Linked DNA regions of Homo sapiens: region 1 is linked to region 2. Evidence: chromatin loops called from intact Hi-C (ENCODE). Cell type or tissue: thyroid gland. All regions are shown on one strand. Each heading gives the region's core, and the rest is flanking DNA. Links, peaks and the distances in the headings are about the cores only.

Evidence for each region. Hi-C counts contacts between places; a loop is a spot of excess contacts. Peaks named below come from ENCODE experiments on the same cell type or tissue, not always from the same donor. Only the 100,000 strongest peaks of a DNase experiment are listed, where the experiment ranks them.
Region 1: it touches region 2 in a loop (2.3-fold over the local background); 2 of 110 quality-filtered maps call a loop at or near these places.

Annotation. Positions count from the first base shown.
Region 1 is chr18:49,697,064-49,712,726 of GRCh38, reverse strand. LOC105372112 (a long non-coding RNA gene) reads right to left here. Exons shown (of 5, transcript XR_007066363.1): 3 at 12,370-12,723. Among named protein-coding and RNA genes, the nearest start is that of ACAA2, 110 kb to the left of the region's middle. In thyroid gland, for the core only: no CTCF peak of the experiment used is centred there; DNase peaks (open chromatin) are centred at 4,906, 8,216 and 9,136; H3K27ac peaks cover 4,689 bases.
Region 2 is chr18:49,620,562-49,636,224 of GRCh38, reverse strand. The region is part of intron 1 of LOC105372112 (a long non-coding RNA gene); the gene reads right to left. Among named protein-coding and RNA genes, the nearest start is that of LIPG, 66 kb to the right of the region's middle. In thyroid gland, for the core only: a CTCF peak has its summit at 6,861 (motif pointing right); DNase peaks (open chromatin) are centred at 3,464, 4,875, 7,104 and 7,904; H3K27ac peaks cover 4,130 bases.

The DNA of each region.
Region 1 (15,663 bases), core at 4,212-12,211, 75 kb before region 2:
GATGCAGAAAAGGCCTTCAACAAAATTCAACATCCCATCATGCTAAAAACTCTAAATAAACTGGATATCAATGGAATATATCTCAAAATAATAACAGCTATTTATGACAAACCCACAGCCAATATCATACTGAATGGGCAAAAACTGGAAGCAATCCCTCTGAAAACCGGCACAAGACAAGGATGCCCTCTCTCATCACTCCTATTCAACATAGTATTGGAAGTTCTGGCCAGGGCAATCAGGAAAGAGAAAGAAATAAAAGGTGTTCAAATAGGAAAAGAGGAAGTCAAATTGTCTCTGTTTGCAGATGACATGATCGTATATTTAGAAAACCCCATCATCTCAGCCCTAAATCTCCTTAAGCTGAGAAGCAACTTCAGCAAAGTCTCAGGATACAAAATCAATCTGCAAAAATCACAAGCATTCCTATACACAAATAACAGACAAACAGAGAGCCAAATCATGAGTGAACTCTCATTCACAATTGCTACTAAGAGAATAAAATACCTAGGAATATAATTTACAAGGGATGTGAAGGACCTCTTCAAGGAGAACTACAAACCACTGCTCAAGGAAATAAGAGAGGACACAAACAAATGGAAAAACATTCCATGCTCATGGATAGGAAGAATCAATATTGGAAAATGGCTATCCTGCCCAAAGTAATTTATACATTCAATGCTATCCCCATCAAGCTACCACTGACTTTCTTCACAGAATTGGAAAAAACTACATTAAACTTCATATGGAACCAAAAAAGAGACCACCGCATAGCCAAGACAATCCTAAGCAAAAAGAACAAAGCTGGAGGCAACACACTACCTGACTTCAACGTACTACAAGGTACAGTAACCAAAACAGCATGGTATTGGTACCAAAACAGATATATAGACCAATGGAACAGAATAGAGGCCTCAGAAATAACACCACACATCTACAACCATCTGATCTTTGACAAACCTGACAAAAACGAGCAATGGGGAAAGGATTCCCTATTTAATAAATGGTGTTGGGAAAACTGGCTAGCCATATGCAGAAAACTGAAACTGGACCCCTTCCTTTTGCGTTATACAAAAATTAACTCAAGATGGATTAAAGCCTTAAATGTTAAGACCTAACACCATAAAAATCCTAGAAGAAAACCTAGACAATACCATTCAGGACATATGCATGGGCAAAGACTTCGTGACTAAAACACCAAAAGCAATGGCAACAAAAGCCAAAATTGACAAATGGGATCTAATTAAACTAAAGAAGCTTCTGCACAGCAAAAGAAACTCTCATCAGAGTAAACGGGCAACCTGCAGAATGGGAGAAATTTTTTGCAATCTATCCATCTGACAAAGGGCTAATATCCAGATCTACAAAGAACTTAAACAAATTTACAAGAAAAAACAACCCCATCAAAAAGTGGGCGAAGTATATGAACAGACACTTCTCAAAAGAAGACATTTATGCAGCCAACAAACATATGAAAAAATGCTCATCATCACTGGTCATTAGAGAAATGCAAATCAAAACCACAATGAGATACCATCTCATGCCAGTTAGAATGGCAATCATTTAAAAAGTCAGGAAACAACAGATGCTGGAGAGGATGTGGAGAAATAAGAATGCTTTTACACTGTTGCTAGGAGTATAAATTAGTTCAACTATTGTTGAAGACAGTGTGGCAGGATCTAGATCTAGAACTAGAAATACCATTTGACCCAGCAATCCCATTACTGGGTATATACCCAAAGGATTATAAGTCATTCTGCTATAAAGACACATGCACACGCATGTTTATGGCGGCCCTATTCACAATAGGAAAGACTTGGAACCAACCCAAATGTCCATCAATGATAGATTGGATAAAGAAAACATGGCACATATATACCATGGAACAATATGCAGCCATAAAAAAGAATGAGTTTATGTCCTTTGCAGGGACATGGATGAAGCATCATTCTCAGCAAACTGACACAAGAATGGAAAACCAAACACCACATGTTCTCACTCATAAGTGGGAGTTGAACAATGAGAACACATGGACACAGGGAAGGGAACATCACATACCGGTGCCTGTAGGGGGTTGGAGGCTAGGGGAGGGATAGCATTAAGAGAAATACCTAATGTAGGTTACAGGTTGATGGGTGTAGCAAACCACCATGGCATGTGCACACCTATGTAACAAACCTACACGTTCTGCTCATGTACCCCTGAACTTAAAGTATAATTTAAAAAAATTTAAAAAGAATAATCATTAACACCAATAACTTAAAGCCACCACTGGATTATGTTAAAAGGTTTTTGATGAATCTGTGTTCCAAATGCAGAGAGAGGAGGGAGTGAGAGAGATTTTGTTCTTTAAATTAAAGCACATCTATTAGAAGAAACCTGAAAAAGGCTCAAGGCTGCCACATCTTCATGGCTCAGCCTTGCCAGTGGCTCTTGGTAGGCAAAGGCACAGAAAACTGGGCTAGAGCTCTGGGCAGGTGCCCAGCAGACATTCCACAAATGGTGGCTTTCTTAACTCTTGACTTTTCTTTTGGATTCTAGGGGTACATGTACAGGTTTGTTACATGGGTATATTGGATGGTGTTCAGGTTTGGAGCATGAATGATCCTGTCCCAAGGTAAGTGAGCAAAGTACCCAGTGGGGAGTTTTTCAGCCCATGCCCCTTTCCCCCAACCCTGCTCTAGCAGTCCCCAGTATCTGTTATTCCCATCTTTATGTTTTTGTGTACTCAATGTTTAGCTCCTACTTATACGTGAGAACATGTAGCATTATTGTTCCTTGACCAAACCAAGGGTTGGGCTGCTTATTCTCGTGTGCCAATAATGAGATGTAGATGAACTGGGAAAGAAGAGAGGTTTTTATTTCTGTAACCAATTACAGGGAGAAGGCCTGGAAATTATCGCCAGACCAACTCAAAGTTACAAAGTTTATATATCTTCTAAGTTACATGTCCATGTGTAAGTGTGCATTCATCTAAAGACCTAAGTGATTAACTTCTTTTAATCTATAACTAAGGTCTGAGTCTTGAAGACCTTCCTCTGGAGCCTCAGTAAATTTACTTAATCTAGATGGGTGCAGGTGCCAGGGGTAATTACCCTTATCTTGTCTCCTGCTAAACCGTGGAGGTTTGGGGAGTTCCTTCAGACCCCTAATAAACTTGTTTGTGGAGGTCTGGGGAGTTTCTTCAGACCCTCAATAAAAACGTGTTTAATCCTAAATGGGTCCTGTTAAAGATTCCTTCTTTATCTTGTTATGCTTCAAGGTCCAGGAAAGGCCTAGGCAAAACTCTTGGTGAGCTTTTGTTACATTCCAGCCTTTGTAGAAAGACACTGGCTCTTTCAGCTTTTAATATTTAACTTAACCACTCAGTCAGTGCTGAAACAGTTGTTATGGAGGACTGTGTTAGTGAGACCTGGCCTGCCACATTAGGTTTTCTATTCCTGCATTAATTTGCTTAGGATAATGGCCTCCAGCTGCACCCATGTTGCTGCAAAGGACATGATTTCATCCTTTTCGTGGCTGCATAGTATTCCACGGTGCATGTACCACATTTTCTTTTATCCAGTCCACCACTGATGGGCACCTGGTTTGATTCCATGTCTTTGCTATTGTGAATAGTGCTCCAGTGAACATACACATGCATTTGTAAATGGCTGTTTTCTTGACTTTCATTCCCCTATAAAACCTGCACAGAGAAGGAATTGGCACATCAGTGGCTCCTCAGCTCCTTAGCTGTCCCCTTGGCAGTCCCTAACCCATTTTTTGCCCTCGCATCAGGAAGCCCATGTTTCCCCAGAGTCAGGAAGCCCTCCTGGAAATGCAGAGGCTGGCTGTGACCCAGCAGAGCTCGGCAGGGTGCAGTCCTGGGGTCAGGCTCAAGTTTCTGGGAAAGTGCCTGCAATTATAGGTGTGTGGCTTTTCTCGGTATGAAACCCATACTTCCCCCTTCAACTCCAAACTCCAGCAAAAGGAGCTGTCCTTGGGAGCATCTTCCTATGAAGACGGGAACAGGAATAGCATGCATCCCCCTCAGTGGCACTAATGGTATCCTCTCTCCAGCCTCATATCCTCCAAAGAAAACCAGGGTGCAAACTAGGGGAGCCTGGTTCCCCCTCGTCAGAAACCACAGCAAGAAGTGAGAAGCATTCACAGACTGATGAAGGCCTGTGATGTGCCAGACACTTTGCAGGGTTCTAGGTTAATGGGAGAGAGAAAATATCAACACTGGACCCCACTTGGATGGACTAAGTGCTCTCGAGGTGCTGAAGAGGCCCAGAGGAGGGAGTTTCTAGCTGCCCAGGGGAGCCAAGAAAGACTGTACAAGGAGACAGGGCCTCAGCAGGGTCTTGAAGAGCAGATAAAACATTAGCCAGGGGCCACGTGCAATGGCTCATGTCTTTAATCCCAGCACTTTGGGAGCCCAAGGCAGGCAGATCACTTGAGGTTAGGAGTTCGAGACTCTCCTGACCTATGGTAGAACCCTATCTCTACTAAAAATACAATAATTAGCCAGGTGTGGTGGTGCACACCTGTAATCCCAGCTACTGGGGAGGCTGAAGGAGGAGAATCGCTTGAACCGGGGAGGCGGAGGCTGTGGTGAGCCGAGCTCGCGCCACTGCACTCCAGCCTGGGTGACCACTTGCCAGACAGAAAAGATGGCAGTTCACTAGGCCACTTACCTCAACATTATACCAAGTGCTGGGTGACTTGATTCTGGGCTACAGACATCATAGGAGCTGGGGGCATCAGATTTTCCCATAAAGACCTCACCTTTTGCCTTTCTGGTGGGTAGTAAACGCTAGAGCTTGCAGTGCCCACCAGCTTAGCAAAGGGCCATTCATTCAGCCTCTCCTCAATCCCACTGTGAAACAGGCCTGTGTATATGCAGCTCAGTGAAGCTCTAGCAGTAACTGCAGGGCAGAAGCTGGCTGGCTCCCAACTGACAACTTGATTTCTCTGCTAATGCCTTACCTCCCGCTACATAAAAATTTCCCTCCTAGACACAAGTTGAAAATAATATACTGATAGCTACTTAGTAACCTCAGTAAGAATTAAAACTGAGGTCATTTACTAATTTTGGAGAAAGAACTTACCTGTAAATCTTTTATCCTCTTTCGGTGAAGGTTTCCATTTAGGAAAAAAGTGTCAAACAATCCCTGATTTTTTTTTTGTATCATTTTCATTATTACACCAAATAAATGTTGGGAGTTGCCAGAAAAAAAAAAGATGACAGAAGAAATAGCAGGGTAAAAGCCCACAAAGGTGGGCCCTGGAAGCTTCTTTAATTGAATTACAACCATAGTAAGATTGTGAGTAAGTTGCTCTCTGAGGGCACTTTCCCCAGCCAGGAACCCCCCACCATAATGATCTGTGCCTTCTGGGAACCCAAAGGGGAACTTAAATGTTTATCTTTAATAAACACCACTTTACCCCAGGAGGCTGAGCTAGGCTTTGAAAACAGTAAAATAGGAAAGGGTGTTACAGGTGAGCAATATTCAGCTTGAATTCCAGTTTGATCAAAATATGTAAAAATGTGTTATTTCAAGAATGAGTCATAGCACCAAAATGGCTTGAGCTTTTTAGTCTGAGAGATTGCAAATTTTAGCTGAGAAGTCTCAATGTTCACTCTGAATTGGGCTGCATCTTACAAATGTCTCCTCTCTGGATCAGAAAGCAGCTACTAGAGCTGACTAGAGATGGGGACGAGTGGGCATTGAGAAAAAACTATGGGCTCACTCTGTAAACAAGGAACCCAATAAAGTAAAGACAGCCAGACCACCCACCCACCTTTAGCAAGTCTCTTTAAACCATGTGGATTCATCAACAGCTGTTCAGGGGCATTTCCAGAAACTGCTTCAAGGTCAAGCAGTCTGAGATGAGCGGGTGGCTATTGATGACACCACCATCTAGAGCCACTCCACACAGTGGAAGGCACAAAACATCATGTTTGTTGAAAACCAGAAACATTTCAAGAGGTAAGATGGATGTATAAAGGTTTTCCAGATATTCCATTACATTTTTCTCTATTGCTGAAATCTTTTTTTTTTTTTTTTTTGAAATGAAGCCTCGCTCTGTCACCCAGACTGGAGTGCAGCGGCACGATCTCGGCTCACTGCAACCTTTACCTCCCGGGTTCAAGCAATTCTCCTGCCTCAGCCTCCCAAGTAGCTGGGACTACAAGTGCACACCACCACACCTGGCTAAATTATTTTTTGTATTTTTAGTAGAGATGGGGTTTCATCGTGTTAGCCAGGATGGTATCGATCTCCTGACCTCGTGATCCACCTGCCTCGGCCTCCCAAAGTGCTGGAATTACAGGCGTGAGCCACCGTGCCTGGCCTGCTGAAATCTTTTAAATATTACTAAAAATTTACGGATCCACATGAAATATGCTCACCATCATTAATTGCTAGGGAAATGCAAATCGAAGCCACAATAAGGTACCACCTCACATCCATTAGGATGGCTGTAACCAAAGAAACAGAAAATAACAAGTGTTGACGAAGATGTGGGAAAATTGGGGCCCTAGTGTATTGCTGGTGGGTATGCAAAATGGAGCAGCTACTGTGGGAGCTAGTATTCTGGCTCCTCAAAAAAATTTAACATAGATTACCATATGATCAGCAATCCCACTTCTGGGTATGTTCCTCCAAAAAATCGGAAACGGGACTCAAACAGCTATTTGCACACCGTGGTTCATAGCAGCATTATTCACAATAGCCAAAGGTGGAAACAACCCAAATGCCCATCAATAGAGGTGGGTATAAACAAAGTGTGGAATATCCACACAGTGGAATATTATTCAGCCTTCAAAAAGAAGGAAATTCTGGCACATGCTACGACATGGATGAACCTTGAAAACACTTTATTAAGTGAAGTAAGCGAGACACAAAAGGACAAATACTATGATTCCACTTACATGAGATACCTAGAGCAGTCACATTCCTAGAGGCAGAAAACAGAACGGTGGTTGCCAGGGGGCTGGTGGGAGAAAGGGGAATGAGGAGTTAGTGTTTAATGGATACAGAACTTCAGTTTGGGAAGATGAAAATGCTCTAGAGATGGGTAGTGGTGATAATAGCACAACATTGTGAATGTACTTAATGCCACTGAACTGTTCACTTAGAAATGGTTCAGATGGGCTGGGCGCGGTGGTTCATGCCTGTGATCCCACTTTGGGAGGCTGAGGTGGGCAGATCATCTGAGGTCAGGAGTTCGAGACCAGCCTAGCCAACATGGTGAAACCCCCTCTCTACTAAAAATACAAAAATTAGCCAGGCGTGGTGGCGGGCACCTATAATCCCAGCTACTTGGGAGGCTGAGGCAGGAGAATCACTTGAACCTGGGAGATGGAGGTTGCAGCGAGCCAATATCGTGCCACTGCACTCCAGCCTGGGTGGCAGAGTCAGACTCCGTTTCAGAAAAAAAAAAAAAAAAGAAAAGAAATGGTTCAGATGGTAAATTTTTATGTTATATATGTTTTACTATAATTGGCCAGATGTGGTGGCTCATGCCTGTAATCCCAGCACTTTGCAGGGCTGAGGCAGGTGGATCACTTAAGGCCAGGAGTTTGAGACCAGCCTGGCCAACATGGTGAAACTCCATCTCCACCAAAAATAAAAAATTACAAAGATTTTTTAAAAAAATACAAGAAAACTGAAAAATATGGCGTATTTGTCATTCAGAAGCAAAAAAAAAATTGAAAAAGTACATAAAAGAAAAATTCACAGATATCTTGGAAAGTTAATTATAAAATATTCAAACAATATAGATAAAGCAAAAGTCCTTCTTGATTACGCCATGCCCTCAACGTAACCATTATCTTCAGTTTGAGGCATACCCCATAGATAGCTCATATGCATTTCCAATAGTGGATATATCTGTGCGGAATTCACATATTTCTGTTTTGTATTCAACTTTTACATAATTGTTGTCATATTGAGCACTGTGGCCAATCAGATTAAACTCTATTTCTCATACTAGATTGATTTCTGGCTTTCCCTCTGGGCTGACCATTTCTTCCTCTCCTTCGTGGTTTCCCACGTCCTCCCTGCCTGATGATTCTGGGCCAAGAGAACCTCCCCTTGCTTTAATTCCTAACATTTTGGAAGAATGCAGGAATTTAGAAAGTGTCTGGCGTGGCCTCAAAGTAGCACATGACCGCCTTCACCCACATGATGCCCCACAGCCCCCGGGCTTATCTCTCATTGGACCATGCCCACTCAATCATGAGCTTACTGCACAGTTCCCAGCACCCAGCACAGCACTCAGCACATACAGGTACTAGGAAAGGACTTTTTAAAACAAAGCAATCAAACCAAAGCACTTGATTAGTGCTTTCCTGGTAAATCTCTGAGTCTCTGCCAAGCACTTAAAGGCTCCTGGCAGAGACGGATGCCTGCCTGGCTTCTCTCTTTTATACCTGGCAGCACAAGTCTGTTTTTTTTTTCATTTCAGTCAAATGTTTGGAAAATCTGCAACCTAGCGCCCCTACCCAGTCTGCTGCCCATACTACTGTGGCCCCTTTCCCGGAGAAGCAGCTCCCAGGGGACAGGTCCTCAGGGTGCTTGTCTTCAGCGAGCCCCAGGTGGGAGCCAGCCCCGCAAAAAGACAATCTGAAGATTAAAGAACAAAACTGGGAGTGGAGAGGAGAGTGTTGGGCTTTGTGAAGGCTCATTAATTGGAGCACAACCAGCCCTGCTGGGTGAGGATATAGCAAACGTGAAACTAAGGAACTCTTGCTTTGCAGCCACTGGAAAATAGAAGACGGAGTTCTCATGCTATTTGACAGCAAAAGGGTAAAGGGGTTTTCACCTGTACCTTTCCAGAAACCTCCAGTGCCTCTCCCCAGCTGGGTGACTGAACACTAGCAAGACAGGAATTGGGCTCAATATTGGTCACAGGTCTCTGGAGAGACCCTCACAGGACTAGATTTGGTGAGAATTTTTTTTTTTTTTTTTTTTTGAGACAGGGTCTCACTCTGTTACCCAGGCTGGAGTGTAATGGCACCATCATGGTTCACTGCAGACTTGACCTCCTGGGCTCAAGCAATCCTCCCACCTCAGCTTCCAGAGTAGCTGGGACTACAGACAAGTGTCACCATGCCTGACTGATTTTTGTATTTTTTGTAGAGACGGGGTTTCACCATGTTACCTAGGCTGGTCTCAGACTCCTGGGCTCAAGCGATCCACCCTCCTCGGCCCCACAAATTGCTGGGACTGGGCCAGGCACAGTGGCTCACGCCTGTAATCCCAGCATTTTGGTAGGCCAAGGTGGGCAGATCACTTGAGGTCAGGAGTTCAAGACCAGCCTGACCAATATGGTGAAACCCTGTCTCTACTAAAAATACAAAAATTAGCCAGGAGCGGTAGTGGGCACTTGTAATCCCAGCCACTCGGGAGGCTGAGGCAGGAGAATCGCTTGAACGCTAGAGGTGGAGGTTGCAGTGAGCAGAGATCGCGCCATTGCACTCCAGCCTGGGCGACAGAGTGAGACTCCCTCTCAAAAAAAAAAAAAAAAAGTGCTGGGACTGAAAGAGTGAGCCACTGTGCCCAGCCTGGTGAGAATTTTTGTGCTTTTTAAGCTAGTTCTCTAAGATGAAAAAATCTGTTGGCATTTTCTTTCTTTTACAACTTTACTGAGGTATAATTAACTTACAATAAACTGCACATATTTAAAAATACAATTTGATATGTTTTGATATTTGTATGCACCCATGAAACCACATCTTAATCAAGGTGTAAAACAGTTTCCATCACTCCTAAAATTTCTTAATACCCCTTTGTAATTTTTCCCTTCCTCCCCACCCCATCCCTAGGCAATCAATGGTCTGGTTTTTGTCGCTGTAGGTTAGTTGGAATTTTCTAGAATTTTATATAAATAAAATAAAAAATGTTTTGCCTTTTTTTTTGATAGAGTCTTATTCTGTCGCCCAGGCTAGAGTGCAGTGGTGTGATCTCAGCTCACTGCAACCTCTGCCTCCCACGTTTAAGCAATTTTCTTGCCTCAGCCTCCCGAGTAGCTGGGATTACAGGCGTGTGCCACCACGCCAAGCTAATTTTTGTATTTTTAGTAAAGATGAGGTTTCAACATGTTGGCCAAGCTGATCTTGAACTCCTGACCTCAAGCAATCTGCCCACCTTGGCCTCCCAAAGTGCTGGGATTATAGGCATGAGCCACCACACCCAGCTAATTTTTATTTCTTATTTTTTGTAGAGATGTATGTTGCTCAGGCTGGTCTTGAACTCCTGGTCTTAACTCCTGTCTTGGCCTCCCAAAGCGCTGGGATTACAGGCGTGAGCCACCACGCCTGGCCTGGTCTGACTTGTTTCACTTCAGCATCATGATTCTGAGGTTCATCCATGTTGCTGCACACATCCATAGTTCATCCATCCCCTTTCATTTCATTGGTTCTTTTTCATTCCATTGTACAAACATACCACAATTTGTCTATCCATTTATCTGTGATGGACATTCGGGTTGCTTCCAGTTTGGAGCTATTACCAAAATGGCTGCAACGAACATTTGTGTACAAGTGTTTGTGTGGACATATGTTTTAATTTCTCTTGGGTAAACACGTAGGAGTAGGATGGCTGGGCCACGTTCACGGGTTTTTAAATAGGCCCTGGGCTAGGCATGGTGGCTCATGCCTGTAATCTCAAAACTTTGGGAGGCCAAGACAGGAGGACCACTTGAGGCCAGGAGTTCAAGACCAGCCTGGCCAACATATGTCTCTACAAAAAATAAAAATAAATAAAAATAAACAGGGTGTGGTGGTATGCACCTGTAGTCCTAGCTATTTGAGAGGCTGAGGCAGAAGGATCCCTTGAGCCCAGGAGTTTGAGGCTTCAGTGAGCTATGATTGTGCCCCTGCACCCCTCTAGCCTGGGCGAAACAGCAAGACCCTGTCTCATACAAAACACAACAGGCCCAAAAGAGCCCTGGGCTTTCTGCCTAGACTGAGGAAGGAGCGTGGAGCCTGATGTTCCAGTTCCCATTTCAAACACAGCAGCAGCTCCAAGAGGATCCTCAGATATTTGCTTCCTCTGTCAGCTTTTCTTGAAGAAAGGTTTCCACAGTCAAGAAAAGAAAAGTTTGAAAGTCGAATTCTCCTTCTTACTCTCCCCAGCCCCATCATTTTATAGATGATGAAAACCAAGGTTGCCATAGCCCATGGCCAAGGTTAGTGGACTAGATGCTAAGCCTGCACTTCCCAGGCCTGGGTTCAGGCCCGTGACCATGGCCTCTTCAAGTCATCATTTTCAGCTTCTGGGGAGTGAAGAAGCTGCTGGAAGTATCAGGCTGGCATCAGATAGAATCATGTCTCAAATATGTAGACATTTCCTTTAGAAGCCCATGAAGCCGGACAGAGCAGACAATTGAGGCCAAGGGGTCAGGAAGGCACTGCCAGGGGACGTTCCAGAGCTGCAAAGTGGTCTTCCAGGAGTCCCAGTGGACCCACTCCCCGCTCCGCTAGCATACATCTGAGCCAAACAGTGCTGGAGGGGACAGGTAATCAGGCCTGTCTTTTGCCCTCCAGGAGAGGGAGAGAGTGAAGGATTCTCAGGGCCCAGCCTCATCTCACTGCTCCTACAAGGAAAATGAAAGGCTCTTCCTCCAGGCCCTCCAGCCTGGCAGGCTCCTAGGCACTACATCCTGAGGACAGGGGATGAGCTAGTTTGCCTCAGTTTACCCAGCTGTTTGAGGTGAGTTGCAGCATGGTGGCCTCCAGGTTTGGCCCCTCTGAGCTCCCCTTTCCTGGGTCCACGCTGTCACTCCCCTAACTCCTCCGGCCTAAGCCCAGGAGGAAGCCCTGACTTGTCTTTGCGGAAGTCACTCCATCCATCCCGGCTTCGTACCCCTAATCCTGGCTGCGCATCTCTTTGCTGGAGCTCCATTTCCCCTCCGAGGGCCCCTTTCTTGATCCAGACATAAGGCTCCTCCACAGCGGCCTGCTCTCTGGCTCCCTAGCAAATTGAGCAGCTGCTAACTACACACATCCCTTGGTCCCACCTCAACAGCTGACCCACCATGAACCTCTGAGTTAGGGACCCCAGAGCCTGCCTTTTTAATAAGATCCCCAGGTGATCCTGATGCCTTTAAGAGTTAGGGGACCCTGGTTGCTTCTGTCTTTGGCCAGCATTGGCATTTTCATGAGAGAACGAGAAAGACAAAATGGCTCGAGCAGACAGAAGTCTGTCAGGGCAGAGCTTCAGTCAGCTCGCTGGGTGAGCGGAGGTGTGGTGAACTGGCTGCATGCGTGACCTGAAACCCAGCACGTGTGGCCAGGGCTGAGAGGCCAGCCCCGGGTTCCAACACCCTGGGTTCAGGCAGCAGCTCAGCGTGGTGAAAACTGAGCCATGTCCTTACCTGGGAAGCTGTGTCTCCAACCTGGGAGTCAACTCCACTTTGTATTTTTCTCTAAGTCTGGTGACAAGGATTTCCTAATTTTGTATAGCACGTGTACTTTTTACCAGCAGTGCTTCATTGTATCTCCCCAGAATGAGGTATTATATCTCCACTTGACAGGCATGGAAACTGAGATGCAGGGAGGCAAAAGTCACAGATGACGATGAGGCCATGGGGTGGGTGGCGATGCCTGGGGACAGGCCCCGGTCTGTGGGTTGAAGGCTGGAGTTTTGGCTCTGCTATTACCAGGAAAAGGCGGTCTCTTTCACTCCCCAAAATCATCTTCGGCTCCAAGGACCCTTCTTCCCAAGACACCTGAAAAACAACAAAGGGACTTTTTACTTGCTTTCTTAACAGACTGTCCATGACAAAGGCTGGCAGAAAATTTTGTTGTTATTCCAAAAAAGACGGGAAACAACCAGCAGCGGTTCCATTGCCGATGTCGAGAATTTGCTGGTTATAGAACTCATGACTGATGCTCATCTGAATATTTTGCCAAATAATTATAACTCAAAACTTATTTCCTGAATGACACTAAAGAAATATGGAGTGAGGAAGGGGGAGCATCAGGCCAGTCTGTTTTTTCCCTATGTGGAAGCAGGCTTATCCTTGGCTTGTAGAAATCAATTATTCAACTAGAATTTCATTTCATTTTGACATATATTTATTGAGTACATATATTTACTATGTGCCAGGAAATGTATTAGAAACTCTCAGGAATAAAACATGTTATGCCCTAGTCCCTGCTCTCAAGAGGTTACAGATGAGGCAGAAGAGAGAGGTGAGGTCACACGAGATATGCAGGTTCGAACTTGATCTTGAGAGCAATAGGAAGACCCGGAAAGGCTTATACCGGAGATGGCCTGGCCACAGTTCTGTTGCTGAGTACAACCCGGGAGTCAGGCTCTAGCAAGACAGGACCAAATGAGGCACATGTGTGAGAGAGGTACAAGCCATCTGATGTGACAGTCAAGATGTTAGCCTGGGCCGGGTGCAGTGGCTCACACCCATAATCCCAGCACTTTGGGAGGCTGAGGTGGGTGGATCACCTGAGGTCAGGAGTTCGAGACCAGCCTGGACAACATGGCAAAACCCTGTCTCTACTAAAAATACAAAAATTAGCTGGGCATGCTGGCGCATGCCTGTAATCCCAGCTATTTGGGAGGCTGAGGCAGGAGAATCATTTGAACCCAGGATGTGGAGGTTGCAGTGAGCTGAGATCACGCCACTGCACTCCATCCTAGGTGACAGAGCCAGACTCCATTTCAAAAAAAAAAGAAAAAGAAAAAAATGTTAGCCTGATTAATTCTCATTGGAGGATTCAGAGAAGGCTTCCTGGAGAGGGTGGCATTGAAGCTGAGCCTTGAAGGGCATGGCGGTTTGGATGCACAGAGGGGAAGAAGGCAAGCTTAGAGGCCTGAAGTGGAAGACCAGCCTTGCAAACAAGCGGTCCAGCAGACTGGTCTGCTGGGGGTGGGGAGAGAGGAGGAGGAGGAAGAGGAGGAGGAGGAGGAGGAGGTTAGGACAGGACTGCACAGTGCTAATAGCATGCTGAGGATCTGTGGTTTTTTGTGTAGGGAGAGGTGTGCTTGAAGCTGAAGCTTGTGCATGCCCCCAGCAGGGTTCTGGCACCTGGCAAGCCACCCAGGTAACACCTGTGCATTACTTACTTGAAGGGGTTCGGGAAAACTGATCCTTGCTCCTTCCCACACTCAGGCCCTTCCTCGGGTCATCTCTGAGGGGAGCAGAGCACCAAGGGCCACTAAGCTGCAAGCTTTCCACATCCCTACCCCCTTCACTCAGGAAGATCAGGTTACCCAGGGTGCAGAACTTGGCAGTAATGAATATTTATTGAATGAATAAAGGAATATATAAATGAATGAATAAATACATAATTGAAAACCTCAAAGGGAAGTCACAAAAGGATTATGTGTGTGTGTGTGTGTGTGTGTGTCTGTGAGTAAGGAAGGAGGTACAGTCCTATCCTTTGTCTTGGCATGTGGGCCTGGGAATGCTTCAGAGGGAGGGAGAGCAGGCTCTGACTGAGCAGAAGCTTCGGGGTCATTCCCCAGCAGCTCCATCTCCATTTGTGCTTTTCCCATACACAGTTCCCCACCGCCAATCTCCACACACAAGGCCAAGTCTGGATTCCCTGACACTGGCAAACACTCCATCCCGGCCCTGGGACTGAGCCACATTCCAAGGCTGTGAGGACTCTGATGTCTCTCACATGGGCAGCAAGGGACTCGCTGGAAAGCCATCCAGGTCTCTCCAGCCATTAGTGCTATTTTTCCCTACAATCTACTTCCTGCTGAGTCCCTGTGTGAGTCCCAGCCAGAATCTCAGCCCACCCAAGCCATGCCAGTTCCTCCCTCATTTCCCTAAACTCACCAAGCCCAGTCCATGCAAGCTGGCTTTACTGCAGGCTGAGGACAGAGGGCCACGCCGCCCCCTTCCACAGGTTCCTTTCTAATCTCACACTCGCACTTCACAGCCTCAGAAGGCAGCAGAGGGCAGCTGTTCCCATGCAATCAGGCAGGACCAGAGAGGAACCCCAGATCCTTTCTCATCCTCTCAGAACCTCATCTGTAAATGGGAATGGTGATTACTTACCTCACAGGATTAGAAGGACCTAATGGCAATATCCTACAAGAGAAGTGGTTACCAATTTAGTCCACAAACACTGATTTTTCCCTATCTTTTCCTTTAAGTTAACTCAATTCTGACTCCCAGTTTCTGCTCTAGATGCAGCAATCTGGAAAGAACATTGCCCACACCTTTACAACAACAAAAAAGCTGGAAAACCTGCAAGTTTAGAGCTCTCATTGAAGCCATCAGAGAGCTCAGGTTCAATCAACTATCCTGAAATCTAAGAAGAGACAGGTGCCCACAAGAAGAGATGGGACGTGAACACTGGTGCACCTGGGGCCCCGCAGATGCACAGCAGTAAGGATTCAACTGGAATACTTAATGAACTGGTAGGGATAGAGTGTGGGATTCAGCTGGAATACTTAATGAACTGGTAGGGATGGAGTGTGGGATTCAGCTGGAATACTTAATGAACTGGTAGGGATGGAGTGTGGGTGGGCAAGAAAGTGGGAAGTCTGAAGCAAGAGTTTGCACCCTTTTCCAGGCTTTCCCCCATGACCCCAGGCGGGTGGGGGAGGGTACGAGAATGCATCCCTCATGATACAGGCCTGAGGGACTGGGACAGCAGCCACAGCAGGAGGGACACAAAACCCCACCCAGATGTCT
Region 2 (15,663 bases), core at 2,554-10,553:
AAGTTCTAGAAATGGATAGTGGTGACAGTTGCACAACAATGTGAGTGTGGTATTTAATGCCACTGAATTGTACACTTAAAAATGGTTAAAAGGGTAAATTTTATGTTATATATATTTTAACACAAAAAAATTAAATCAAAAAAGTGTTCAAATTAAAAATAAAATCTAACATAGAAAAAAAGACCTAGCACAAACTGTGGGTCACAGTAGGCTTATGTTGTAAGCTTAACTTCACCTCTGCTCTTTCCTTCTGCCTCTCTCTACCCCAGTGTAATATAGAGGACTAATTAAAAGAAAATATTCAGAATTGAAGTAATGCTGAGATACTTCTAACCCAGGATACTGGCAAAAAATAATGTGTGATGATACCCTTTGCTCAAAAATATGTAGGAATAGGACACTTTCATATATTCTATTGAAAAGAAGAATCGGTCAGCCTATTTGGAAAGCAATTGAACAATACTTTATAAAAATATATTTATTAAAATTAAAAATAAGTACACTAAGGCCAGGCACGGTGTCTCACATCTGTAATCCCAGCACTTTGGGAGGCCGAGGCGGGTGGATCACAAGGTCAGGAGATTGAGACCATCCTGGCTAACATGGTGAAACCCTGTCTCCACTAAAAATACAAAAAATTAGCTGGGCGTGGTGGCGGGCGCCTGTAGTCCCAGCTACTCAGGAGGCTGAGGCAGGAAAATGATGTGAACCCAGGAGGCGGAGCTTACAGTAACTCAAGATCGCGCCACTACACTGCAGCCTGGGCGACAGAGCGAGACTCCGTCTCAAAAAAAAAAAAAAAAAATACACTAAAAAATATCTGGTATTAGAGAAAGCATAGACATATATATTAATGGAAAAAATTAGAAAGTCCAGAAATAGACCCAAACAAATATGGTCAGTTGATTTTTTACAAAGGTATGAAGTCATCTCAATGAGAAAAGATGATCCTTTTAGCCAATGTTGTCAAACAATTGGATGTCCATATGCAAATGAATTAACCTCAACCCATGCAGCCTACCTTATTCAAAAATTCACTTTAAAAATGAATCATATGCCAAAGTATAAAATCAAAAACTATAAACCTAAAATTATAAAACACAGAGGAAAACATACAAGAAAATCTCCATGACTTTGTGTTAGGCAAATATTTCTCAGGTGCTGTATCAAAACTATGATCCAGAGAAGACAAAAATTGTTGTTAGACTTTACTAAAAACTTTTTAAAAGCACACTTAAGAGGATGAAAAAAAAAACAGGCTACACACTGGAAAATAATATTTGCAAACACATAAATAACTTGTATCCAGGTTACATAAAGAATTCTCAAATAAGAAAACAAGCAGTTGAATAAAGAAAAAAGGTAAAAGGTTTGAAAAGAATCTTTGAGAAAGAGAAGAAACATAGATGGCAATTAAGCACAGGAAAAGATGTTTGATGACACTTGTCATTAGGGAAATTCAAATTAAATCCACAATGAGATACCAGTAAACACTAGGATGGCTAAAATCAAAATAACAACACCACGTGCTATCAAGGACACAGAACAACATGTACTGCTGGTGGGAATTCAAAGTGGTACAGCCATAGAAAACAGGTGGCAGTTCCTTGTAAAATTAAATATATACTTAGCATACAACCCCGCAATCCTATTTCTAGAAATTTAACCAAGAGAAATGAAACCATACATCCACATAAATAAACTTTACATGAATGTTTATAGCAGTTTTATTTTAAGTGTCAAAAAATGGAAACAACACAAGTGTCTCTCAACTGAGGAATGGATAAATAATCCATTAGTACATCCATAGAGTAAAATACTAGTCAGAATAAAAGGAAACAAATCACTGATATTTGCAACAATGTGAATCGTTTTATAAATGAATGATATGGATGAATTTTGTTATGAATGAATGAGTCTTGTTGTGGATGGATCTTATCATGCTAAGTGAAAGAAGCCAGACTCAAAAGTCTACTCTGTGATTCCATTTCTATGACAATCTAGAAAAGGCAAAACTATAGAAACAGATCAGTGGTTTCAAGGGTGGGAGATGGAGAAGAAATTGACTACAAAAAAAAAAAAAAGTAACTTTCTGAGGTTATGGACCTGTTCTGTATCTTGATTATGGTGTTGGTTATGATCTGTATGTGTCTGTGCAAACTTGCAGAAATCTACATGAACATGGGTTAATTTTACTGTACCTAAATCGTACCTTCATGCATTCCCTTTAATCAGAAATCATGTATGGGAATCTATTCCATAGCATTAAAAAGCACCAATTGCCTGGGCATGGTGGCTCACGCCTGTAATCCCAGCACTTTGGGAGGCCGAGGCTGGTGGATCACTTGAGGTCAGGAGTTTGAGACCAGCCTGGCCAACATGGTGAAACCCCTTCTCTACTAAAAATACAAAAATTAGCTGGGTGTGGTGGTGGGCGCCATAATCCCAGCTACTCGGGAGGCTGAGGCAGGAGAATTGCTTGAACCCAGGAGGCAGATATTGCAGTGAGCCGAGATTGCTCCATTACACTCCAGCCTGGGCAACAAGAGCGAAACTCCATCTCAAAAAAAAAAAAAAAAAAAAAAAAAATCAACACAGAAGCATTGTTTATATTGCATAAAACAGAAACCAGTCTGATGGCCTATCAATAGAAACCTGTTTAATAAATGGTGGTGTAGCCATTTCAAGGAATAGTATTTAGCCATTTAAAAAGGCATACTATTTATGCCAGTTAACCTGGAGGGATTTTAATATGACATTGTTATGCAAGAATAGCAAGATACAGAAAGTCTATATAGAATGATGTTATTTAAAAAAAAATACACCACCATGAGTTAACCTATAGATGAGTTTGTATGATTGTGTGCACATGTATGAAGAAAGGTGTAGTGGGATGGGCACTAGTCTGTTAACATTGATGACTTGAGTTGGGGAGCTGGGAATAGAGAGTCAAGGTGAGTTTGAAAGAAAGGCGGGAGGGAATGGAGGGAGGTCAGGCTCAAAGGATGAAGGAAGGAAGAATGCCTAGAACTAGCCTGAGATTAGCTGTGACTACAGACCTCTCCTTCGCTGTGTTCTCTCCCCTTATTGCTGAGACTTTTTATCAATATCTCAGTCCCACCAGGAGAGGAAGAGAAAGGGATTTCAAAACTTCTCCCAAGGACCTGCAGCCTTCCTACCGCACAAGGGGCTGGGACTGGCATCACTCAGTTCTGCATCCCAGCCAGGATGTAGAAGGAAGCGTGTCTCTTTGCTGTGGGCTGTCTTCCCCCACTCCAGGACAAGGCGAACATCGTGGGGCTGGTGGGAGAGGACCACAGGCAGGAAGAGTTTGGGGAGGAGAGGCAGCTATGAGTAGAGCTGATGTCTTCTTGAGGACAGGAAGCAGTGAGGGCTGCCGAGGCAAAAGCCTCGCTTTCAAAGAAGCTGGAGCAGAGCCGGAGTCATTCTCTGATGAGCTCTGGACACAAGAGTCAGCCAACAAGCCCTGACACTCCCTTACCGTGCACTTAGCTCTGCACGAGTTGCTAAGGAGGAAATATGAGAAAATAGGTCTCATCCACCAGGGAATGGATCTCACAGGATTTACACTTTCATTCGCGGGACAAGAGTATTGCATTTAAAAAGTAAAGAGCACTCAAAGAGTGTTTATTAATACAAATGGAGCTCAGAAGAGAGGGGCCAGGCACAGGAATTTTTGAACTAGTGCCCATGCCCCTCTTTTGTCTTTGCCCTTGCCTTCCCCAGCTCTCACAGGTGGTGGCTTCAATTTCCTTGCCTGGGAGAATTTTGCAGCGGGGTGTCTGAACTTTCCAAAGTTGAGGAGAACGGGACTTGAGGAGTGGGATGTTCCTAGACTAAAATCAGTAATTAGGGAGTGGCCTGTGGGTCCCCAAATCAATAGAAACTTACAACCTGCTCCCCGAAAGCACCTCACACTGAGAGGCTCTCAGAAGGAATGGCTTTTATGGCACAGCAGGGAGGCTGGACCTTGGGCACTGGGCTCACCACAGAAGCCCGTAACTCAAAGGTGACCAGCAAGACACAGCACAGTAGATCCACAGAGGCCACACCTGCCAGGCAGGGGCATCCTCCACTGTGACCAGTAAGGACCCATGGCAAGAGGGGCTGGGAGCCTTTAGCCAACCCAGTGGGGGACCAGAGGGTGACCAAAGAAAGACCTGGGTTGAATTTCTGGACAGCCCAGTATGATGGGGATGTGAAGTCAGCATTGAGCCATTTTACAGAAAAGGAAGAACTATGGTATTGCTTGGGTACTCCAGTTGGTGAACTGAGCATCTTTGCAGTCTTCCGGTCCCAAGAGATCTGGAGGTGGGGATTATGGATGAGGTGGGGTTCAGTCTGACCTTGGGGACAATAACCAGGACTGGGGACAAAAGTAGGGACTAGAGTACAGAATGAGCAAATGTGATCGCCCAGGGGAGCAGGGAGCATGTGACAGGGACAGTGAAGAAACAGGCTTGGCTGGAGCCCAGGGTCCAAATCAGGGAGCAGAAAGAAAGCTACTTTCAATGTCTGTCTTCCTTATCATCAGAACACATCTATCACAGAACACTTGCATGCACAAGAGGTCCGGCTGCCTGTGAGGTCGTAGAGGAGTGAAATGCATGGCTGTGCCTTCCGTGAGCTCATGAGGTGGTTAAGATGATACACGCACATGCAAACAAGCACACCTAAGGCAGAGTGCTGCAGGAAGGACAGAGATCATTCGTGTGCGAGTGTTGATCCAGCCAGGGCTTCTTGAGAGTCTTCTTCACACCATACCAACCACTGCAGATGCAGAGGTGATTAATACAAGGCACCACCCTGGAGAAACGCCCAGAAATCACTCCCAGTGGAGGCAGGTTTCCTAGAACTGGTCCTAGAATGTGTGGCGGGATTTGGTGGGCATCCAGGGAGAAAGCGAGTGCTCCCCCACCTTCGGTACTAACGGCACATGGGGTCAAAGGCCTGGGGAACATCCTAGGTGAGTCAGGGGTGAGGTGGGCAGAGAGGGGGCCAGTCTGAGCAGAAGATCCAAGGGAGAGGAAAGGCAGAAGGGGCTGGAGAGGACAGTTGGGAGGAGATGACAAAATGTCCTGGATGGCACCCGAAGGCCTCTGGGCTTTACGCTGTGGGCCCCTGGAGCTACTGAGGATTTCTGATCTGCAGTGGGGCCTAAATGTGCCCCCACAAAAGCTCCTAACACTTCCAAGGTGAGTGGCAAATGGGACTGGGTGGGGCTGGAGTTTCCACGTGGGGAACGTGTCCCAGCAAATATCATATGTAGCCTGGTTATCTAGTGGCCATCTCTGAGTAGCCTCCCAGACATCCTGCCAGCCATGGACACCAGTGAGAGCCTGAGGACTCTGAGTCCTGAGGGAGCCCACTGTCCTCTGCAATAGGCTGATTTCAGGCATTCCTTTCTCCTTCCAGTCAGACAAGAAAAGATAACAGAGGGTCCCCATCACGGCAGCTTCTGTCCCCATTGTCACCTGAAAAGGGGAGAGTGATGAACCCCTGGGGCCCACAATAAATCTAAGTGCACTCCATGAGTCCCAGGATTACTCAGATGGAGTCTGGGCCAGCTAGGCCTGGTTGACCATCAACTTAACTGCAGGATGCACAAAATGTATCTTCAGGTGCCTCAGGTAAGGAAGGGTGTGGGGGTGTGTGTGTGTGTGTGTGTGTGTGTACCCACAAGGCTCCTGGTCACAGGGTGTTGGGTAATCCAGTCCTGATGCCCAGCCCCACAGCAGCTAAAAGATTGCAACAGGCATTGCCTTTGGATATGCCAGCAAGCAAACTCTCTGCAAGCAGGTCATTGTCCCCATGAACTCTGATGTCATGAACAAATTGCACCACATACTCCCTCTTCTCACAGAAAGTCCTATACAGCTGAAAGAAACCAAACACCAAAAGCAGCCTAGACTTTAGGCTGTGCAGCCATTCTCACCAACACTTAGGTACCCAATAAATGTGTGTTGATTTAATGGTAAAGGGGTAACAAAAAGACCCACCCCAGGGAGTTCTGTAGGACATGCCAGGGCAGAGGAGCTTTCCACACCTTACCTTGGGATGGTGGTAATGGTGGTAGAGGTACTGGTGTTGATGGGAAGAGACAGAAGTTGTGGATTTGCTAAATCAGAATTTGCAGGTTTGGGTTTGCTTTTTTAGGAGCAAAAATTAAAAATTTTAAAAAGCATAGGTTTGCTTTCTTGATGAGAATGAATGGATGAATAAAATAAAGTAGGAAAGAATTTCCAGGCCATTAACAATTAGGCATTAATATTTTCAAAAGCATCCCAGGTGAAGTCAAAGACTGAGAACCAACTGCCCCAAGGGAAGAGTCTCAAAGAGGAGCTTGTTTTCAAACCGAATTACATGCCTGGAATCAATCGATCAACCATTTCTGTAGAACCCACCCTTGAGCCACCACTGCACCCCAGATTCCTGCCTCTTTCTATGGGCTCCATTCCACATCACCCCCTTAAGTGCCCTGCTGCCCATTTGACTGCCAATCCCTTAGCACTTTCTTCCAGCCTCAGGTGTGAAAAACCTACGATCACTACCCACTGTCTAGACCCCACCACCTCCCACCCTGCATGCTTTGGGATCCTCCCCTGACTGCAAGAGGTAAGAAGAGTTTTTCGTTTTGTGTTTGTTTCCCAAGCATACAGGCAGCCAGAAGTAGGGAAAATAGGAGCATATTCAACATGCGACTGCCAGGTGCAAGGGCGAGCACCCGTTGGACCGCCGGCTGAGTACAGCCCTGCCAGGGCACCCTGCACTTGGAATCCTAAAATGCAAATTTCCCCTGTGGCAGCCCTGGCCTCTCCTGCAGGGGGCAGCCACTCTGGAAGGAAAGATGAGATTTAAATTGGTAATCAAGCACTGTACCAAATTGGACTTTGACCTTGTTCAGAATTCCACTGGTCCATGTTCCCTGACCCCCCTGCCCCCTGCTTCTGCCCAATTGTTCCCTTGAGTAGCTGCCTGCCATCCGAGGCAGTCAGGCGGGCTGTCGCCAGCTGCTCCTCCCTGGCTGCCTTCCACCTGGCCAGCTCAGAAAGCAGTGGAAATCAAGAAGCTTTGCCTTTCCAGCTTCTCTTGCTACTTCTGGGCCGGAACCAAGACAAGAGTGGTTTGGATGGGGCCTCGGCCCCGCCTGGGCCTGCTCATAGGGCATGGGAAGAGGGGAGTGCAGCCTCAGCACGTCCGTCACTCTCAGTGCATTCTTGGTTACCAGAGCAATTCCCAGACAAGGCTTGGAATGGCCAGCATGGCCCACCGGCCTGCTGCATCCAGGGCAGCAGCACAGAACCCACACTGATTTCTTCAAGCTCCCTCCACTGCCCCAGAATGCCCTCTGCTCTCACTGCAAAACACCGAGGTTTTGCTCATTTCTTGTGTCTGGAAGGTCTTCCATGTTCTCATCTACATGTCTAAATCCTACCCTTTCTTCCAGGGCTGGGAAACCGCTTGCTTCCTAGAGAGCACCTACCCTCTCCTATAGCCCCACCATTCTTCTCTTACCTCCTCAATCCATGATTCAAATCAAGTATCTGGGGCATTTAATCTTATTTGCCTTGTCCCATTGTTTCAAGTCTCATCTTCCCAACAAGATGGTAAGCTCCCAGGGACTGTGTATTACCTAGATTGGCACTGAGTAGGCCTACTAGGAATTAATGAATGAAAGAATAAATGAATGAGTAAACAGAGTGCTTTGGTCATTGAAATGCTTCCTTTATAAGCCCAGGAATTCTTCCCACCAAGAGAGCTAGCTCTTCTTTGCGTTGGCTTTCCTGGAGACCAAGCCTCTGGTGGAAACTGCCTTCAGTGCCTCCCAGGAAGCCAGGAAATGTCTCACCAGGAGTAACCAGTTAGCCAAGCAGCTGGACTTCTGCCAGTGTGCAGGGCACTAGTGAGTGCAGGGTGCATCTCCTGCCCTCTTTGATCTAACTGGGATGATAGAATGTGCTCACATGAAGCTTTGGTTTCCTGTCAACCTGCAAAGTCATGGCCATGATATGTAAATGCTGAGAGCAACAGGGTATAAGAGGGGCCTGAGCCAGGCCGTCTTAATCAGAGAGCACTCGAAGGACATAGCAAAGAGAGCTGTTGAGTGGAGGCAAGGAAGAAGCCCTCTCCTTCCTCCTCCCCAGCTAGATTCCTTCCCTGTCTACTTCCTCCACTCAGGTCAGCAAGATTCAAAGGATAGGGCCAGGACCAGGGATAAGATTGAGGATGGTCTGGAGGATGGCTGATTGACTCAGGGCATTAATCTAGGGGGCCAGGACCAGGGATTGGCCACATCAGAATGCAGGGTAGCCCCCACGTGTTCACTATTGATCCAAAAGGGGAAACAAAGAGAAAGAGGCTCAAAAAGCCAACCGAGGATGGGTGCAGTGGCTCATGCATAATCCCAGCACTTTGGAGGGCTGAGGTGGAAGAATCACTTGAGGCCATGAGTTAAAGACCAGCCTGGGCAACATAGTGAAACTCCATCTCCACAAAAATCAAAATTAGTCAGGTATGGTGGCACACACCTGTCGTTCTAGCTACTCGGGAGGCTGAGGTGGGAAGATCACTTGAGCCTAGGAAGTCGAGGTTGCAGTGAGCCATGACCATGCCATTGCACTTCAACCTGGCAACAGAGCAAGACCTTGTCTCAAAGAGAGAGCGAGCGAGAAAGTGAGAGAGTGAGTGCACGAGAAAGAGTTACAACACCAAAAGTACAATCTATTTTTTAAAATTGATTAATTGGACTTTATAAAAAATAAAAATAAAAGTCAGCAGGATAGAAGAATAGACAGGCAGGAAAGAAGATGTGGAAAGACAAGTGAGGTGTGAGCTGTTGCATTTTTGACACAGGGAGCCGGGGCTGGTAGGGCTGTTACTGACCTCTGTGCACATGACTTCCTTCTTCAATCTCGGAAGGAAGTCAGGAGCCAGGGGCCACGCTGGGGGCAACCCAGGCAAGGCGCATGCTCTGCAATGCCCCCTTTGTGCCATTACACACCTCTGTCCTCCCTGTGGCAAGGGCAGGAAGCCCTTCAGGTGACAAGAGGCCCATGCTTGTCTTCTGAGGCAAAGGAGAGGGGACTTGGAGCACAGAACATCAAGGGAAGAGGAGTGGGCAGGGACTGGCCTAGAGGCAAGCATGTGGAGTGGGCAAGGCGTGCCTGTGGGCCTGGAGAAACAGGGTTGAGGAGGCTTTCTGGGGCACCCCTAGGGACAAAAGGCCCCCGAGTTTTTCCTCAACAGTAAATCCCCCAAGGCACGGTGTGGGCCCTTCCACCCTGGCTCAGAGCCCTTCCCACTGTGTAAGCAGCGTCATCTGTCATCAGTGACTGAGCTGAGTGCCAGTTCTGCTCCTTTTATTACCCATGCATTCCCAGGAAGGGGCAAGGACCCGAAGCAGAAAGCAGCCCCTGTGGGCTGGCACTGTGGGCACACCTCACAGCTAACGCGGCACCTTTCTTTCCAGAGGATTTTTTTTTGGGGGGGGGGACAGAGTCTTGCTCTGTCACCCAGGCAGGAGTGCAATGGCATAATCTTGGCTCACTGCAACCTCCGCCTCCCAGGTTCAAACGATTCTCCTGCTTCAGCCTTCCAAGTAGCTGGGATTACAGGAATGCGATACCATGCCTGGCTAATTTTTGTATTTTTAGTAGAGATACGATTTCACCATATTGGTCAAGCTGATCTCGATCTCCTGACCTTGTGATCCAACTGCCTCAGCCTCCCAAAGTGCTGGGATTACAGGCGTGAGCCACCATGCCCAGCATTTCCGGAGGAATTTTATACAACCCCCTGTAAGACCACCTATCAATGGCAAAACTGTTGGTCCACAGAGCACGTGTCCAGGCCAGAGACAGCCCCACCTCTGGGGTGCACCTTTTCCTTTCATTTCCAAATGTCCCCCAAGGCCATGGAAGGGCTCTGCTCCCTCCAACAAAGGAACAGCATCCCAAAGCCCGGTGCACACACAGATGAACTTCCTCTCCTATGCAGCCTGAGACGTGGAAATGAGGAAAGCAGTGATTCTCAAAACTGGCAGGGAAGGGCTGTGGGAGAGTTTCATTCATTGTAGGGAGGGTGGATCTGAGAACTGTACACTCTTGAGCATGCACACACGTACGGGCACACACACAGAGCGTAGCGTGGCAGCTGAGAAGCAGTGGAGAAGCACAGAGAGGGAACAGAATGGGGGCCAATTTGGAAGTTGATGTATCCACCGCCGATCACTTCATGCTGGGTTAGAGCTGTGGTTCCTGTACCTGGCTATGTGGCAGAATCACCTGGTGAGTTCAGTAAACATGCAGATTCTCAGGCCACACTACAGTCCTACCAAGACACAACCACATGGGTAGGGAAATGTGTGTGTGTGTGTGTGTGTGTGTGTGTGTGTGTGTGTGTGTGTGTTTCACAAGCTCCCCTGGGAATCGGATGCCGTGTTTCCCTATTCCGAGTTCAGAATTGCTGGATTTAGGTGAGGTTGCAGGCAAATCCGCAATGCTCTTGTTCAGGCCACGGGCCGCCCTCTAAGGACACACTCTGGGCCCAGAACACAGACTGGGCAAACTAGATTCACTCCCAGAGAAGCATCGTGCAGCCTGAATTCCTGCTGTCACGCTCTTGGCCACACTAGCTGGTCACCTTTGGCCCAGATGAATCAACTTTCGCTATTCCATAGGACCTCTCTTCTAGCACTTTGTTGTTTATTTTCACAAGATCAAATATTATGGATATTTAATGATGGAAATCTGAATGCTATTCTCATTCCTGTTTAATGTGTTTGCCCATGAACCTCACCTGCCAGAGGTAATGTGGAAATCCGTCACCCACTGGCTCATTCAAGACAAGCCTGGGGTCATTAAACCATGACCTTATTTTCTTTGGAGCTTCTATTTGCCTAAATTCTTCTACCTTCTGCTGCAAAGGGATTTGAAGAGTGAGGCTTAGACCAGTACCCCTGGGCACAACAGCTGCGCAGAATGAGACAGTGCCTTTGTTTCTCTGTTTTTTTCTACTTAAGCTAAGACACAGTCACAGAAGAAAGAGGATAGCATCTGTGTGGGCTGGAGCCCAGTCCTTGTGATTTACCACTGAGGTCTCGCTCAGGAACAACCCTGGGTCTGAGTCACACGTGGCAGGGCCTTTAAGAGGAGAAAAAATAATTCCTGAAATGAACAAGTTTACATTTTGGCCAGGGAGGCCATGCCTCCCTGAGAGGGAAGCACTCCCTCTCACCCACAAGGTCAGGACTGGTCGATGATGGAAATCGGTGAGAGAGGTTGTGAAGCTGGAGAACATGGAAACGAAGGTTGGGGCCATCCCAAAGTGGGTAGTCAGACAGGAAACTTTATGCTGGGTCTCTAAAGGGCTAAACCCGAGCGGAAAGGTGGAACAAGAAAATATCTGTCCCACAAAGTGAGAAGATTACTTGTCTCAAACTTGGTGCTGAGTCAAGGGGAAACTGTCTTCCCTGAGAATGTGTAGGGAAGGAAGGATGGGCAGAAGGAGGTCAGAAAACTGATACCTACTGAGTGCCCTTTATATGACAGGCACTCACACCACACTACCATAGTTAACCTCACAGATTCTCCCCATTTTTACAGAATAAGAAGCTAAGACAAGAGAGCAGAGGCTTATGGCGTGAGATTGCAGATCCCAAGGTCACTGGCATCATCTAAAGTGAAGAGCTCTGCTCAGACTCTGACTTCTGCTGTCATCCAATGCCCAGAAATGGCCTCCATGTACACCCCTGGAACACGCCTTCTTTCCATTCATCTGGGGCATACTTTGTACTCAGAGACACCCACACCATCGAGACCTTTTGCTCTCACAGTGGGACAGAGTAACAAACCCTACACGGCCTGTCCAGCAGTTTCTGTGTTGCTGCTGTCAGGAACACAGATGTATCTGAGGCCAAGTCCGTATTCTCCGTTAGCTTTTTTTTTTTTTTTTTTTTGAGATGGAGTCTCACACTGTCACCAGGTTGGAGTGCAGTGGCGTGATCTCGGCTCACTGCAACCTCTGCCTCCCGGGTTCAAGCGATTCTCCCGCCTCAGCCTCCCAAGTAGCTGGGACTACAGGCGCATGCCACCACGCCCAGCTAATTTTTGTATTTTTAGTAGAGGCAGGATTCCACCATGTTGACCAGGGTGTTCTCAATCTCTTGACCTCATGATCTGCCCACTTCAGCCTCCCAAAGTGCTGGGATTACAGGCATGAGCCACCGTGCCCAGCCTCTGTTAGCTTTCCTTGTTATCCACGATTCCGCTTTCCATGGTTTCTAAGATCCTCCCATTGAGTACCTGAGGTCCACCGTGGTCTAAAAATATTAAGTGGAAAATTTCAGAAATAATCCAAAAGTTTTAAATTTCTCGCCCTCTGAGTAGTGTGATGAAATCTCACACCATCCTGCTTCATCCCACCTGGAACATGAATCATCTCTTGTCCGGCATAGGCTGCCCCCTGTTTTAGTCACTTAGCATCAGGCTCAGATTGTCTGGGTAGCAGTCAGATCTTATCATATCACTGTGTCAGTATGAAGTATCAGTGCTTGTGTTCAAGTAACCCTTCTTTTTACTTAATAATGGCCGGAAAGTGCAAGAGTAATGATGCTGGCATATTAATTGTTCTATTTTATTATTTATTGTTATTAATCTCTTGCTGTGTCTAATTTATAAAGTAAACTTTACCATAGGAATGCATGTATAGGGCTGGGCACGGTGGCTAACACCTATAATCTTATCACTTTGGGAGGCAAAGGTGGGAGGATCACTTGAGGTCAGGAGTTTGAGCCCAGCCTGGCCAATATGGTGAAACCCCTTCTCCATTAAAAATACAAAGTTAGCCAGGCATGGTGGCAGGCACCTGTAATTCCAGCTACTTGGGAGGCTGAGGCACAAGAATCCCTTGAACCCGGGAGGTGGAGGTTGCAGTGAGATTGTGAGATCATGCCACTGCACTCCAGCCTGAGCGACGGAGCAAGACTCTGTCTGGAAAAAAAAAAAAAAAAAAAAGGAATGCATGTATAGGAAAAAAATCATATATAGGGTGTGGTACTAACCACAGTTTCAGGCATCTACCGAAAGTCTTGGAATGTGGATCCCCCTGAGGATAAGGGGGGACGGCTATAGTCACAAAGTTAAAGAATCTCAGTGCTGAAGGGGATCCCAGTAAAGCTCATCTGGTCCAAGCTTCTGTTTTCTCCGGGGGAACTGAGGTTCTGAGAGAGGATGGAGTCCCAGCATAACCTGACAATGCAGAAGTCAGGACTAGATGCCAAGGAGTGCATTCCAGGCAAGAAGGTTGTGAGAGTGAGTGTGCATACGTGTGTGTCACACACACTGAAGTTGGGGGAAGGTCAGGGGCCAGAGCAGGGGTGCTGTGGCTGCAGACAAGTTTAAAATAGGGAAGGGCCTGGGAGAGCACCAGGTCCCTGAGTGAGTTGTTCAGAATGGGTCCATCACGTTTGCAGGGAGCTTCTAAACACATTTGGCCTGAGGCGTGGCATGAAGAGGTCTTATAACTGTGTGAAGGAACATTGTGCAGAAGAAAAAGATGCGAAGGAAACCTCCTAAAAGCCAAGCCTTGGGACAGAGGTCTCTAACTGGAGACATCAATTAGGAGACGCGATCCAGGTTAGAGCCAGAGGGGATGCATTACCAAGTTCCACTAGGAAAAGGTAACTGGGATCAGAGAAGAACATGGGGGGAAAGGTGGAAGGAGCAAGAACGCATTAGTAAAGGAGAGGCCTTACAAATGATGTAAGGGCTAAAAAAGAATACAAACATAAAAAATAAATAGAAAGGTAGAGGCCACAAGCCAACCTTCCAAGGAGTCATCCCAACTGTTCAAAACCAGGAACAGCAAGGAGCCATAGAGAAGCCAAGAAGCCATTCCGCAGCCTGTGGTCACAGCCACCAGAGCAGCCTGAAGGCCCACGTGGCACTGCAGCTTCCAAGCTCCCGGCTGGGGGTGAGGTCAGTTTAGCCTATGTCACTGCTACAGCCTCTCGCCTCCTTTCTCCCCAGCCTGCCAGGTCCTCTAGGGTCTGTTTCCCTGAAGCTTTGTGCTAGGAGATGGGGAGCATGGCGTCCACCCTCATGAGGGCTACAGAGCCCCGCCCGGCGGTGGCAACATTCACACACCCAGCCCTTCCTTAAAAACCCTCCCTCCTTGCCCAGCCCTCCCCTCAGTCACCACTTCTTGTCAGGGGACTTCAGCTGTTAAATCAACTCTCTGATGAGGTGCCCGACCCAGATCTAATCTCAGGAAAAGGTCAAGATGATTTTCCTGTTTGGGTTCAGCCCCAAGGGCATTCTTGGAGAGGAATCTGCCAGCATCCTGCCTTGACAACCGTTCATTATTACAAAGTCGCAAACATGAATAAAACATGTTCATTTCTAAAAGAGAAAACCTGCTCCGTCTCATGCCTCTCTCCTCCCTCCCCCATTTCTCTCTCTCAATCTCTCTCTCTCTCTCCTTTCCAAACCTGCTCTCAGAGGATGGGGAAGAAATCATGGGTTCCAAGGAGCGTCCTGTACTCATCAGTCACCACACAGAGACAAGCACACACTTCAGTCACAGACTCCTTCTGGCTTGAGCTGCTCATTGAGGCACAGGAAAGGGAGAGGGGGGCACACTAAGTCTCACCCACTCAGTTTAGGTGTCTGGAGACAGCTGGGTTGAGCTCAGGAAAGATGTCCAGTTAGGAATGAGGGATTGGTGGTGGTTTGTATATTATGTTGGAGAAACAGCTGAGAGTGAATGTAGGAAAAAGAGAGAGAGAAGAGAGTGTTTAGGATGCAAGAACAGAGCCTGGTAAAGGAGACTGAGGAGAGGAAGTTGGAGACCCAGGAAACCACGAACAGGTGTGGATCACAGACCGTAAGAATGGGATTTTTTTTTTCTGAGAAACAAGAGGTCACCCATTGTGGAAAGCAGTGTGACAATTCCTTGAAAATCTAAAAGCTGAACTACCATTTGACCCAGCAATCCCATTACTGGGCATATACTCAGAGGAATATAAACTATTATAAAGATACATGCACACGAATGTTCATTGCAGCACTATTCGCAACGGCAAAGACATGAAGTCAACCCAAATGCCCATCAATGATAGACTGGATAAAGAAAAGGCGAAACCTGGGGGGTAAGGTAAAAATTTTTTTTCAAAAAAAAAAAAAAAAAAGAGAGAAAATGTGGTACATGTACACCATGGAATATTATACTATGCAGCCATAAAAAATGAAATCATGTCTTTTGTGGGAACATGGATGGAGCTGGAAGATGTCATCCTTAGCAAACTAAAGCAGGAACAGAAAACCAAATTACCACATGTTCTCACTTATAAGCGGGAGCTAAATGATGAGACCCCATGAACACGAAGGAAACAAAAGACACTGGGGTCTACTTGAGCGTGGAGAGTGGGAGGAAGTGGGAGGAGGGAGAGGGAGGAGGGAGAGGAGCAGAGAAAATAACGATTGGGTACTGGGCTTCATACCTGGGTGATAAAATCATCTGTACAACAAACCCCTGGGACAAGAGTTCACCAATACAACAAACCTTCACATGTACAAAAAAGAGGTCAAGAGAATTGTCTTGACCTCTGTCAAGAATCTATCTAGAAGGATGAACATTGGCCCT